2 separate regions of the Homo sapiens genome follow, and region 2 is linked to region 1. Evidence: chromatin contacts called from ENCODE Hi-C or POLR2A ChIA-PET data. All regions are on one chromosome and are shown on one strand. The core of a region is the stretch at or near the end of the contact, and the rest is flanking DNA. Distances in the headings are between cores, read along the strand shown.

What was found. Hi-C counts contacts between places; a loop is a spot of excess contacts on that map. ChIA-PET counts read pairs that join two places held with the same protein, here RNA polymerase II (POLR2A). Pooled maps may share reads with other maps.
Region 2: a map of naive thymus-derived CD4-positive, alpha-beta T cell shows a loop between it and region 1 (9-fold over the local background). The contact joins two enhancer-like sites. A Hi-C loop is called at or near these places in 1 of 168 maps with a recorded cell type or tissue (naive thymus-derived CD4-positive, alpha-beta T cell) and 9 of 50 pooled maps. POLR2A ChIA-PET finds 5 or more read pairs at or near these places in 1 of 52 experiments (activated T-cell).

What each region holds. Positions count from the first base shown.
Region 1 is chr13:48,593,110-48,599,178 of GRCh38, forward strand. The region is part of intron 2 of LOC105370202 (a long non-coding RNA gene); the gene reads left to right. Among named protein-coding and RNA genes, the nearest start is that of LINC01077, 5.5 kb to the left of the region's middle. Within about 2 kb of position 3,047, at least 2 of the 41 ENCODE cell types and tissues checked have a DNase peak (open chromatin) inside an H3K27ac peak, as active enhancers do.
Region 2 is chr13:49,604,127-49,610,321 of GRCh38, forward strand. No RefSeq gene overlaps it. Among named protein-coding and RNA genes, the nearest start is that of ARL11, 21 kb to the right of the region's middle. RefSeq lists an enhancer at 2,760-2,979. Within about 2 kb of position 3,070, at least 4 of the 41 ENCODE cell types and tissues checked have a DNase peak (open chromatin) inside an H3K27ac peak, as active enhancers do.

The DNA.
Region 1 (6,069 bases), core at 1,797-4,296:
GTATCATTTTTGACTCCCCCAAAACTTAACTACTAATAGGCTACTGCTGACCAGAGTCCTTACTAATAACATAAACAGTTGATTAATGCATATATAGGGTGTTATATGCATTATAAACTGTAAGCTAGAGAAGAGAAAATGGTGTTAAGAAAATCATGAGGAAGAGAAAGTATATTCACTCTTCATTAAGTGAAGCTGGATCTTCATCTTTTTCTTCACGTTGAACAGGCTGAGGAAGAGGAGGGGGAGAAGGAGGGATTGGTCTTGCTGTCTCAAGGGTGGCAAAAGTGGAAGAGGTGGAGGAGGTGGAAGGAGAGGCAGGAGAGGCAGCACACTCAGTGTAACTTTTATTGAAAAAACCTGCATAAAAGTGCAATTCAAACCATGTTATTCAAGGGCCAGCCGTACAAACCTCCAGAAGAATATAAAGTGAAGAATGCCTGCACCTCCTTCTCCATCCTATTCCCCTAAGGTAATTACTCCAGGGACAGTTTGGGTCCCACCCCAATATTCATTGCATATGTTAATGTCCTGGTGAATTCTATCTTTTATCGAATTTCTGCATCAGGTCTGCCTGTTCTTCCCTCGATGGTTTCCTCACAGCCTCCCACAGTGTGTCGTAAGGAACCCAAAGGGTGTGATTGCTAGTGTCATGCTTGCTTGGTGTGTGTCCACTGCCTGGGGCCTGGCACTCTGCCTCAACCCACCTGAGGGCAGGCGTGCAACCCAGCCCTTCATGGATTGTTTTACTTTTCTTATTTACTTCAGGAAACATCTCTGTTCCTCTTGAGCATATTTTCTCTCTTTAATTATGGAGTGTTTTTGCCTGGGGAGTGGGTACAGAGGTGAGATAGGAAAAGTGGAAAGGAAGATCATCTTGTCGGGATAAGTGAATGAAGTCCTCCTGCAGAAAGATTTTCCGCAGGTGGTAGGTCGCGAGCTTCAGGGGGCCTGTTGTGAGATTTTGCCGCAGCCTGAATCATTATTTCAAACAAGGTGCAGCAGGGTTTAGCTTTCTGCTTTCCCTGAAGGATTTGTCAGGGTAGCTTAGTGTTTTGATTAATTAACTTAAAGCTGGGATTCTATATAAATGCAAATTGTCACCTTCCCCCACCCATTCAGTCCCTTTCAGGCACAGAAATGAGTAAGAGCTGGGGAAAATGAGGTGGAGTTGAAATTGCCAGCTGTCTGTGGCCTCATTTGAATTTTCAGGGGAAAGGGGACCCTGACTGTGCAAATGCAATACTCACAGTACAGCATTTGCAAAATGGACCAGCTGGAGCAGAGGCTTAGCCTTTGCCACCCAGGTCAGCAGCACAACACTAACAGGACAGGAACACAGGGATGCCACTAAGGAATATTTCAGATTTGAACATGCGATGGACTAAATGTGTCCCCCCAAAATTCATATGTTTAAATCCTAACCCCCAAGGTGATGGTATTTGGAGGTAGGGCCTTTGGGAGGTGATTAGGTGATGAGGGTGGAGTCCTCACAGATGGGATTAGCACCCTTATAAAAGAGACTCCAGAGAGCTCCCTCCCCGCTTCCTCCATGTGAGGGCACAGTGAGAAAACAGTCGTCTACGAACCGGGAAATGGTCTCTCAGCAGACACTGAATCAGCTGGCACCCTGATCTTAGACTTCCCAGCTCCAGAACCGTGGGAAATAAACTTCTGTTGTTTATAAACAAGCCAGTTTATGATATTTTTGTAATGAACTAAACAGAATGCACAGCCTGAAAGAACTAAAACAGAAGGGGGAAAATGTCACAAAAAGTCTGATCTTTGTAGAGGCAAAGGAAAGCACATTTATGGAATTGTTAAAGTGTCAGGCCTCTGAGCCCAAGCTAAGCCATCACATCCCCTGTGACCTGCACGTATATGCCCGGATGGCCTGAAGTAACTGAAGAATCACAAAAGAAGTGAAAATGGCCTGTTCCTGACTTAACTGATGACATTCCACCGCAAAAGAAATGAAAATGGCCGGTCCTTGCCTTAACTGATGACATTACCTTGTGAAATTCCTTCTCCTGGCTCATCCTGGCTCAAAAAGCTCCCTCACTGAGCACCTTGTGACCCCCACTCCTGCCCGCCAGAGAACAACCCTTCTTTGACTGTAATTTTCCTTTACCTACCCAAATCTTATAAAACGGCCCCACCCTTATCTCCCCTTCGCTGACTCTCTTTTCAGACTCAGACCGCCTGCACCCAGGTGAAATAAACAGCCTTGTTTCTCACACAAAGCCTGTTTGGTGGTCTCTTCACACGGATGCGAGTGAAAAAAAGCACATTAGATTTTGACTTCAAATTTATTAGTCACTGATGTTTAATTTCCATGCAAGGCAGAGTGTGGGTGTGGAAGGGAGGACTCGGAGGGTGACAGGGAGCAGGTGTACCACCCACCCCACACCCTACGGCCTCACCTCCTTGACAGGCAGGGAAGAGCCAGACTGAGTGGTTACACATTCCTGGGCTGCCATGAATGGCGTGGGTGAACTGAGACATGAAACCTAACCTCTGGGGCCACTGGATATCTGTGGACGTGAGAGTCACCTCACAGGAAAGCTGTGGACATTTGACAAGATGTTTTTGCAAGTTGCACCTGACAACTCCCTAACAAATACCAGCTGATGTAAGGATGACTTTGCCCCAGTAGGGTTTTATTATTTCTTTGCTTTTGATACTTTTCTACCAGGACCTGCAGAGGGTGGCAGAGTGCTTTGCTGATCTGTCCCTTCTTCCTGCCTCAGGTTCTCAGGGCCAATTTCCCCATTAGGTGGAGCAGGCACTGTGCCTAGAGCCCATGAGACTTTTAGGGACCCATGAAAGTGTTTTAATTACTTTCAAAATCAGAAGAAAAAATAGAATATTAATGAATACCTAATAATGAATCTAGACTATGTCAATTTTTAAACCAATACAGTTGTTTCAAATACAATTTTTAATTTTTTTTTTTTTAATGAAGAGGGAGCCACGGAGGCAAAAGTGCTGTCAGCCCAAGAATGTGATAATGCCACCCTGTAGGTTCTGGAACTCACCTCAGAGAGTGAGTTGGCAGCATGGGTTGCTGCTTGCTGTTGTTTGCTCAGGTAATGGAACAGGTGGAGCCTGAAAGGAGATTTGTGTAGTGAGTATGGTAAGCCATGCTGACTTCAGTGTGGGAGTGAAGAGGACCACGTCAGAGCATTTTTCAGAGAGCTGAAGGTTGCATCTTAAATCTAAAGTGGTTGCTTGTCGACACTAGCTATTTTTGATGAAAATTTCCTTATCATGCATTGCATACCCTAGCCTTCTTTGTTCATTTTTAACTTTTATCAAGAAAAGGTATGGATATATGTGTATACAAACATATACACATATATGTAAGCACAAATACACACGTATGTGTGTGTATACACTTGTGTGTGTGTTAGAAGCATTCGAACCAGAGTAACTCCATCTTGAATAGGAGTGGGTAAAATAAGGCTGAGATCTATTGGGCTGAATTCCCAGGAGGTTAGGCATTCTAAGTCACAGGATGAGGTAGGAGGTCGGCACAAGATACAGGTCATAAAGACCTAGCTGATAAAACAGGTTGCAGTAAAGAAGCCGGCCAAAACCCACCAAAACCAAGATGGTGATGAGAGTGACCCCTGGTCGTCCTCACTGCTAACCTCCCACCAGTGCCATGACAGTTACTAATGCCATGGCAACATCAGGCAGTTACCCTATATAGTCTAAAAAGAGGAGGCATGAATAATCCACCCCTTGTTTAACATGTCATCAGGAAATAACCATAAAAATGGGCAACCAGTAGCTGTCAGGGCTGCTCTGCCTACGGAGTAGCCTTTCCTTATTTCTTTATTTTCTTAATACACTTGCTTTCACTTTACTCTGTGGACTTGCCCCAAATTCTTTCTTGCTCAGGATCCAAGAACCCTCTATTGGGGTCTGGATCTGGATGCCTTTCCGTTAACATGTATATATATATTTGCCATATATATGTCAAATAGTAGTAAAAGACTTAAGACAAATGATGGGATTCAGGACATGTCCTGAATTCTCCTATGACTTTAGGAGACCAGAAACATGCCACCCCCAAATATGCCTCTTTAGCATGAGGATTATTTTGAGCTGATTATTTTGAGAAACTGCAGCAGAGGAGAATCTCTGAAAACAACAGTAGAAGTTACCCTTTTGTAAGGAAAGTTTATGTCTATAAAGGAGATCTCCATACATAAGGGTGTCTTCCTGTCTGCAACAGGAAGAGAAGAATGACTCTAAATCACTAGAAACTCTTATCAATGAAAAAGGCATGGATTTAAATCTGCATCGCAAACCTCACCCTGGTTTCAGGTGCTTTCCTGGCTGTCTCCTCGTAACTGGCCTTCTCCATACCCTTCCCTCTCTGTTTTAGCAAAGGATGGTTTTTAAGCTTGAAGTCAAAGCTACCTATTTGAGATCTGCTCTCAAGAATTATTCATTCCCTGGCTATCTCCCTTGTATACATGAGATATACATATTAATAAACTTGTTTTTTTTCTCTTATTAATTTCGGTACAGGGGTCTGTCCTAACAAAAAACTCAGAAAAGGTAGAGAAAAAATTATTTTCTCCTCCCCTACACACAAATAATGGTGGTTTCTTGCTTCACATTTCTGTCTTTCTGTCTCCTTATTCCTGTTCCTTGAAGGCAACCTCTTTTAACCTTCTAAACCCTTTCTATTTTTTTCTGGTATTTAACTCCATATTTCTAAGGAATATACACATATTGCTATTTCCCAACTTGTCAGTTCCAGACAGTAGCTATTGTTGTTCTATTATGGCAGATGAAGATTTAGCTGTCTTAACATTCTCCACCTTATTTCTCCTCCCTCCCCCAGCTACTAATATAGTTATATCACAATTTTTAAATTAAATTTGTATTTGTAACCACCCCATGAGTTCTTCTTGCCCACTACCCAGTTAGAGCCAATTTATTATGACAGGGGAATTGCAATAGGAAAAGTGTGTAGAGTGTTAATAAACTCTAAGGCATTATGCACATGTTAATTGGAATTTGCAGTGAATGGGTAGACCTGAGAGCTAGTGGCTCAGGAGGGCCCCACATTTTGGAGATGGAGTGCAAGGATAAAGGATACAGACAGCAAACAGGGAAATACTAGGTAGAAGAGGGTGGCTCCCTGGCAAAAGCCCCACCCTCAATCTTGGAAACCTTCAGTCCTACGTGGGAACAGGTATTCCTGTTTTCACACCCAAAAGTTGCCTTTTGGCCCACCACACCCACCTATCCTGTACCCTTATAAACCCTAACCCCAGGCTCCACAAGCAGACAAACAGAAGAGCAGAGAAGGAGAGAAGAGAAGGAGCTTCTTAATGTCAAGAGGAGCTAGGCTGGGGACAGTAGGAGAGGAGATTGGCCACTGCATGGCCAAACTCCAGGTGACGATCATCTTCCCATTCCATCCCCCTTCCAGCTCCCCATCCATCCCACTGAGAGCCACCTCCACCACTCAGTAAAACTCCCACGTTTGCCATCCTTTAAGTCCAGGCGTGACCTTATTTTTCCTGGACACTGGACAAGAGCTCGGAATACAGAAAACTGTCACACTGGCCCTCTGCCCTTGCAAAAAGGCAGAGGGTCCACTGAGCTGTTTAACACTTAAGCCATCCATGGACAGCAAGGGTGAAAGAGCGCACTGTAACACATGCCCACTTGGGCTTCGGGAGTCACAGGCACCCACCCCTAGATGCAACCATGGGGCCGGAGGCCAAAAGTGCTTGCCCCAGCTCCTACACCTGCCTGTCTGCATGTTCCTGCTCCCATAAGGGGTTTGAGAGCAAGATGGCCAAATGGATGAGCCACACCCATCACACGTCCTGCAAGGGGGGTCAGGGAACTCCCCCGTTTCATTTGTACTTCCAATTGCCTGCTCTTTCCACAACTCCCTCTGAATGTTTGTGTTGGGAATCAGAACATGAGAACCTCAAGTATAGCACTTTGGTATGCTGAATACTTTGCACTGAGGGAGATTGGAAGGGCCTCAGAAGCAAGATGTTCTTTCTGAGCTTCTCCCACTCTCCTTTCTCT
Region 2 (6,195 bases), core at 1,820-4,319, 1.0 Mb after region 1:
TAATACTGAGAGAAACGCTATTAATAGTATTCCTAAAGGCATAAAGCTTTCCTCCAAACCATGACTCTCGGACCAAGGCTCCTTTCATTTTGTGGCCCTGCCATCTTCAACAAGTGGCTTCCAGGGTCTTTGCAGAAGGGGAAAGAACAAGGAGGACCACCGTGGGAGAGCTGCGTGTGAGCTTAGCCTGGAAATAGCACGCTTCTCTTCCTTTTGTTACAGTAGGTAGTAGGCAGACATGAGCAGGGCAGGAAAGCACCCCCCTACCACAACCAGGAATGTCAGGAAACCATCAGGTAATGGTCAGGCGGTTGTTAACTGTCTCTCTAAAATAATAATTGGTTGCAGCCAGCGCCAGAGAAAGGCAGGCTCTCAATAAATAGAAAACACCCGAAACTGGTGATCAGCAGCTTCCTGGTAAGATCTCAGGAGTTGGGTGAGTGGGCTCAAGCATGAAAACTAAGGCAAAATGGCAGAGTTTAACCAGTATATGACCTTCCTCTAGAACACTCAACTGGTAAGGGAAAAACGCCTCAAGTGAGCATGTGCACAGCTTCAGTAAACACACTGCACATGCGGCTCCTCCCAAGTGCTGGCAGGCCAGTGCGAATGCAGACAGCCCACCCCAAAGGAAGAACTGGGAGAAGAGATGTTACCCACTGGAAGCATGCCAGTGTATAAAGCCCCGAGTCAAAGGTCAAACTGTACACTTGAATCTTTCACGTTACCTGCTTGGCCCTCTTCCAAGTGTACTTTTTTAAAATTCCTGCTCTAAAACTTTTTAAAGACTTTCACTCCTGCTCTAAAACTTGCCTCAGTCTCTCCCTCTGCCTTATGCCCCTCAGTCAAGTTCTTTCTTCTGAGGTGGCAAGAATTGAGGCTGCTGCAGACCTGTACAGATTCACTGCTGCTAACACTTTCACATTCCACTGATCAGGACTCAGTTGCATGGCCACAGCTAACTTAAGTGAAGATGGAAAATGTGGTTTAACTGTTTGCTCAGGAAGAAAAAGAAACAGTTTAGTAAACAGTTGGCCAGTCTCTGCCATACATACGTTTTTCCCATTTAATCCTAACAACCCTATAAGATATGTGCAGTAACTTATCCCACTTTATGGATGAGGAAATTGAAATCTTTTTTACGTGTACAAATTTATGGGGTACATGTGAAATTTAGTTACATGTATATAATGTGGACTAATCAAGTCTCGTTTTTTTTGTTTTGCATTTTTTTTTGTTTGTTTTTTCTTTTTTTTGAGACAGGGTCTTGCTCATGGCTCATTGCAGCCTTGACCTCCCAGGCTTCAGCAATCCTCCTATCTCAGCTTCCCTGGTAGCTAGGACTATAAGTGCATGCCACTGTGCCTGGCTAATTTTTTTATTTTTTGTAAAGACGGAGTTTCACCATGTTGCATAGGCTGGTCTCTAACTCCTAAACTCAAACCATCTGCCCACCTGGGTCTCCCAAAGTGCTGAGATTACAGGTGTGAGCCACCATGCCTGGAAAGAAACTGAAATTTTGATAGGCTGAGTACCATACCTAATACCTCACAGTTAATAAATGGCAGAACTCAAACTCAAACCTAGGCAGTCCAACTCCAGAAACCATATTCTTTAAAAAGCTACTGTAACATGACTGATATTCCTTTTACTGAAGAAGAATATTTAAGCCTTTTTTAATTGTAAGAGGGGTATGATAATTATGGAACTTTAAGTAAATACAAACCCATCATTTTGGAGAAGATGATACTGAGATTTAGAGGCGGAATGTTCTACTGAAGGTTAAATCATTGCTGCCTATGTACCATACGATGTAAAGTAACATTTTTTTAAAGAGAATGCAATCTTGGCCGAGCGCAGTGGGCCTGTAATCCCAGCACTTTGAGAGGCCGAGGTGGGCGGACCACTTGAGGTCAGGAGTTCAAGACCAGCCTGGCCAATATGGTGAAACCCCGTCTCTACTAAAAATACAAAAATTAGGCCAGGCACGGTGGCTCACACCTGTAATCCCAGCACTTTGGAAGGTCAAGGCGGGTGGATCACCTGAGGTCAGGAGTTCAAGACCAGCCTGGCCAACATGGAGAAACCCCGTCTCTACTAAAAATACAAAAAAAAAATTAGCCAGGTGTGGTGGCACATGCCTGTAATCCCGGCTACTTGGGAGGCTGAGGCAGGAGAATCACTTGAACCTGGGAGGCGGAGGTTGCAGTGAGCCAAGATCATGCCATTGCACTCCAGCCTGGGCAACAAGAGTGAAACTCCGTCTCAAAAAAAAAAATTAGCCAGGCATGGTGGTGGGCGCCTGTAATCCCAGCTATTCGGGAGGCTGAGACAGGAAAATCACTTGAAACCAGGAGGTAGAGGCTTCAGTGAGCCAAGATCACACCACTGCACTCCAGCCTGGGGGACAGAGCAAGACTCTGTCTCAAAAATAAAAATAAAAATAAAAAAAAGAAAATACAATCTTCACAACTTAATAACTTATGTTATTCTTTCTAAAAATTAATTTCCTAAACCATGTAGTTTAATGTGATTTAATGTAGTTAAATACTAGCATTAAAACTTGTTTCTTGAAGGGCGCAGTGGCTCACACCTGTAATCCCAGCATTTTGGGAGGCTGAGGAGGGCAGATCGCCTGAAGTCAGGAGTTCGAGACCAGCCTGGCTAACATGGCGAAAACCCATCTTTAGTTAAAATACAAAAATTAGCTGGGTTTGGTGGTGCATGCCTGTAATCCCAGCTGCTCGGGAGGCTGAGGCACAAGAATTGCTTGAGCCCGGGAGATGGAGGTTGTAGTGAGCCGATATCGCACCACTGCACTCCAGCCTGGGCTACAGAGACTCTGTCAAAAAAAAAAGAAAAGAAAAGAAAAGCAGAAACTTGTTTCTTGATGAAGTTTGTTTTCCTGGGATCACACACAGATCTCCCACGGTGGTCCTTCTTGTTCTTTCTCCTTCTGCAAAGACCCTGGAAACCGCTTGTTGAAGATGGCGGGGCCACAGAATGAAAGGAGCCTTGGTCCCTGAGTCACGGCTTGGAGGAAAGCTTTATGGCGTTTAGGAACACTATTGTTTGTTGGTCCTGAAGAGGAAGTACTTCACAGAGCAAGCCTGCCACCATGTGGCGCGGGCCCAAACCTAGCATCAGTTAAAGGTTCATTCTCATTTACTTGGTTGCCTCTGGTTCACTTACTAACCAATCTAGATTTAATGCTGTCTAATAAGAAATTAATACCCAGGTGTATTCTATAGGTTTAAGTAGTTTTTAATTTCAAGATACATTTCTTCAATTCTGAAATTATTGCAATATTTCCAAACTGGCTACAGGAGTGACCACAACATTTATAATATGATCCAGGCACATTCACAAGAGGACTACTTCAGTGCATCACAAACATGGAAACAAACTCAGCAATTTGTAGGATTTATCTCAGTTCACTCAAAAGTTGGTCAATGAGCCAGATTAGAAGGCAGAATTCCGGCCAGGTGTGGTGGGTCATGCCTGTAATCACAGTGCTTTGGGAAGCTGAGGTGGGAGGATTGCTTGAGCCCAGGAATTTGAGACCAGCCTGGGCAACAGGGTGAGACCTTGTCGCTATAAAAAATAAAAAAATAAGAGGCAGAATTCCTTGGAATGGAAACAGGTAGTGTGAAGGACTGCCAAAAATGGATGAAAAACCCTCATGGAAGGAGAGTCAGAACTTAACAGTTTCCTAGAGTTTTAACACCGTATAAGCTCACTATGTTCTAGCATGCCAGGCTGACGTTTCCCAGAACTCTCTCTACATTTATCAAGACAGGAATGACATCGGAAGTTGTTTGCAAGACTATAGGTCTAGCAGGTGGCTAAGAGGAAGTCTGGTATTGCTGCTGCGTCTATTTTTATGTATTTATTCATTTATTTTTTAAGACGAAGTCTCACTCTGTTGCCCAGCCAGGAGTGCAGTGGTGCAATCTCAGCTCACTGCAACCTCCACCTCCTGGGTTCAAGCAATTCTCCCACCTCAGCCTCCTGACCACCTCCCAGGTTCAAGCAATTCTCCTGCCTCACCCTCCCGAGTAGCTGAGATTACAGGTGCGTGCCACCACACCTGGCTAATTTTGTATTTTTAATAGAGGGGTTTTACCATGTTGGCCAGGTTGGTGTCGAACTCTTGGCCTCAAGAGATCTGCCCACCTCAGCCTCCCAAAGAGCTGGGATTACAGGCATAAGCCACTGTGCCTGGCCTTGGTATAGCTGCTGCTTCTAACACTTGCTTCTAATGATTGGTGGGTGGAGGCAGCAGTACTCACATTCTGATACAGTTATTAAATGTTCCTTTTTTTCTTTGGTCCTATTACTACTTCTTTCTTTTTCTACCACTGCAAACTCTGAAATATCTATTACACATAAAATGTCAACTATAACTCACCTGATTTCACTGTAGAAAGCAATTAAAAGGGAAAAATTGTATTTACTTGAGGGTGAAAAAAAAAACCCACATCATCCTTTTCTTTATGTTCCTTTTTTACACTGATATATAAACTTGTTATTTCCACCTAACTAAATTGATTCATTTAATCCAGTGACTGTGGTTAAATTGAAAAAAGGTTTGAAAAGAGGGGGTGTCTATGGAAACCCAAACTTCTTCACACTCCAGCTTTTTCACTACCTTCTCACCTCCCCAGCTTCCACATTTTCGCAAGCATGGGTATATATGTCCCAAGGCTGTGGTTCCCAGGGGCCAAAAGTATATGAATAAGCCTATATTATGTAAACCTTTCATCTTTTAGGACATGCTGTGCCTTCCATTTAGAGCATTTATCATCTCCATTCTGATCACCATGTAACCAGATATGATGGGCCCAGTGATAGCTTCCCTAGAAGCCTCATCACTCCTTGTTCTAGAAAGGTCAGGTGCAGATGGCCTGACTCAGCCCAGCTCTAGAGACTGGGACACATCTCTGGTTCTTGTTCATTCTTCTCTTTGGCCTATGTGTTACAAATCAGCCTTCCTTATCATTGAAGTAGTATGTATGGGCTTAGGAAAGAGATCACTTCCTTTTTCTTAAAGAGCTCACCATATGGTCTAATCTAAACTAGCTCAGCAGGATTCTATAGTGGGATCTGAGGTTTTAGTGAAATTAAATGTGCTATTTAGATGAATATTGTCTAGATTCCCTATTTAAAGGAAAAATGGTTCCTTTCCATATAAAATAAATGTATTGTTTCTGTAAGAAATTTCTTACATTCTTTTCTCTAATCATCTCTTTGCAATATGTGATGGATATTGCTTTTTTTTTTTTAAGAGGCAAGGTCTTGCTCGCATGATCATAGCTCATGGTGGCCTCTACCTCCTGGGTTCAAGTGATCCTCCCACCTCAGCCTAGCTGAGACTACAGCCTACCTGGGACTACAGGTGTGTGCCACCATGCCTGACTAAAAAAAAAATTGTTTTTGTAGAGACAGGATCTCACTATGTTGCCCAGGCTGGTCTCAAACTCCTGGCTTCAAGCAATTCTCCTGTCTTGGCTTCCCAGAGTGCTGGGATTACAGGTGTGAGTCACTGTGCCTGGCCAAGTTATTGCTAAATATTAACTGAATTACAATTGATAAAAAATAATATCCCACTTATGTTCTAAAATATTCCAGACTAAAATATAACATCCTTAAATATTATTTGCTATTGTATACTAACCTTTACCTATGTAGCCAGATTTCACAAATCTTACAATATAAATTTTCCCCAAGTCTTCTCCATGAATTATATTCCTTTGTATATGAGGAAAAACAAATGGCAACTGCTGTTTCTTTGTATGTGCTCATAATTGAATTTAAGGGGTCCTCAAACTTATAAAGGATATCTGTCAAGAACCTAGAGAAAATATTACATTTAATGGTAAAACATTAGAAACATCACCACTGAAGTGATGTATGGATTTTTACAAAATATGGTCACAAATTCTTTGGCACCCCACCCATTGAGAGGTGGCATCTTTGTACCCTCCCTTTGAATTCGGATAGACTTAACGATTTGCTTGCAAACAATAAAATGCAGAATAAGTGGTACACACTGAGAAGTGTGGCTTCTCAGGCTAGGTCAGAAAAGGTGACACAGATTCCTACTTGTTCACTGGAATACTTGGTCTCAGATCCCTGAGCCTCCACATAAGTGGTCTGACTACCCTGAGAATGCCATGTTGGAAAGAGGCCAAC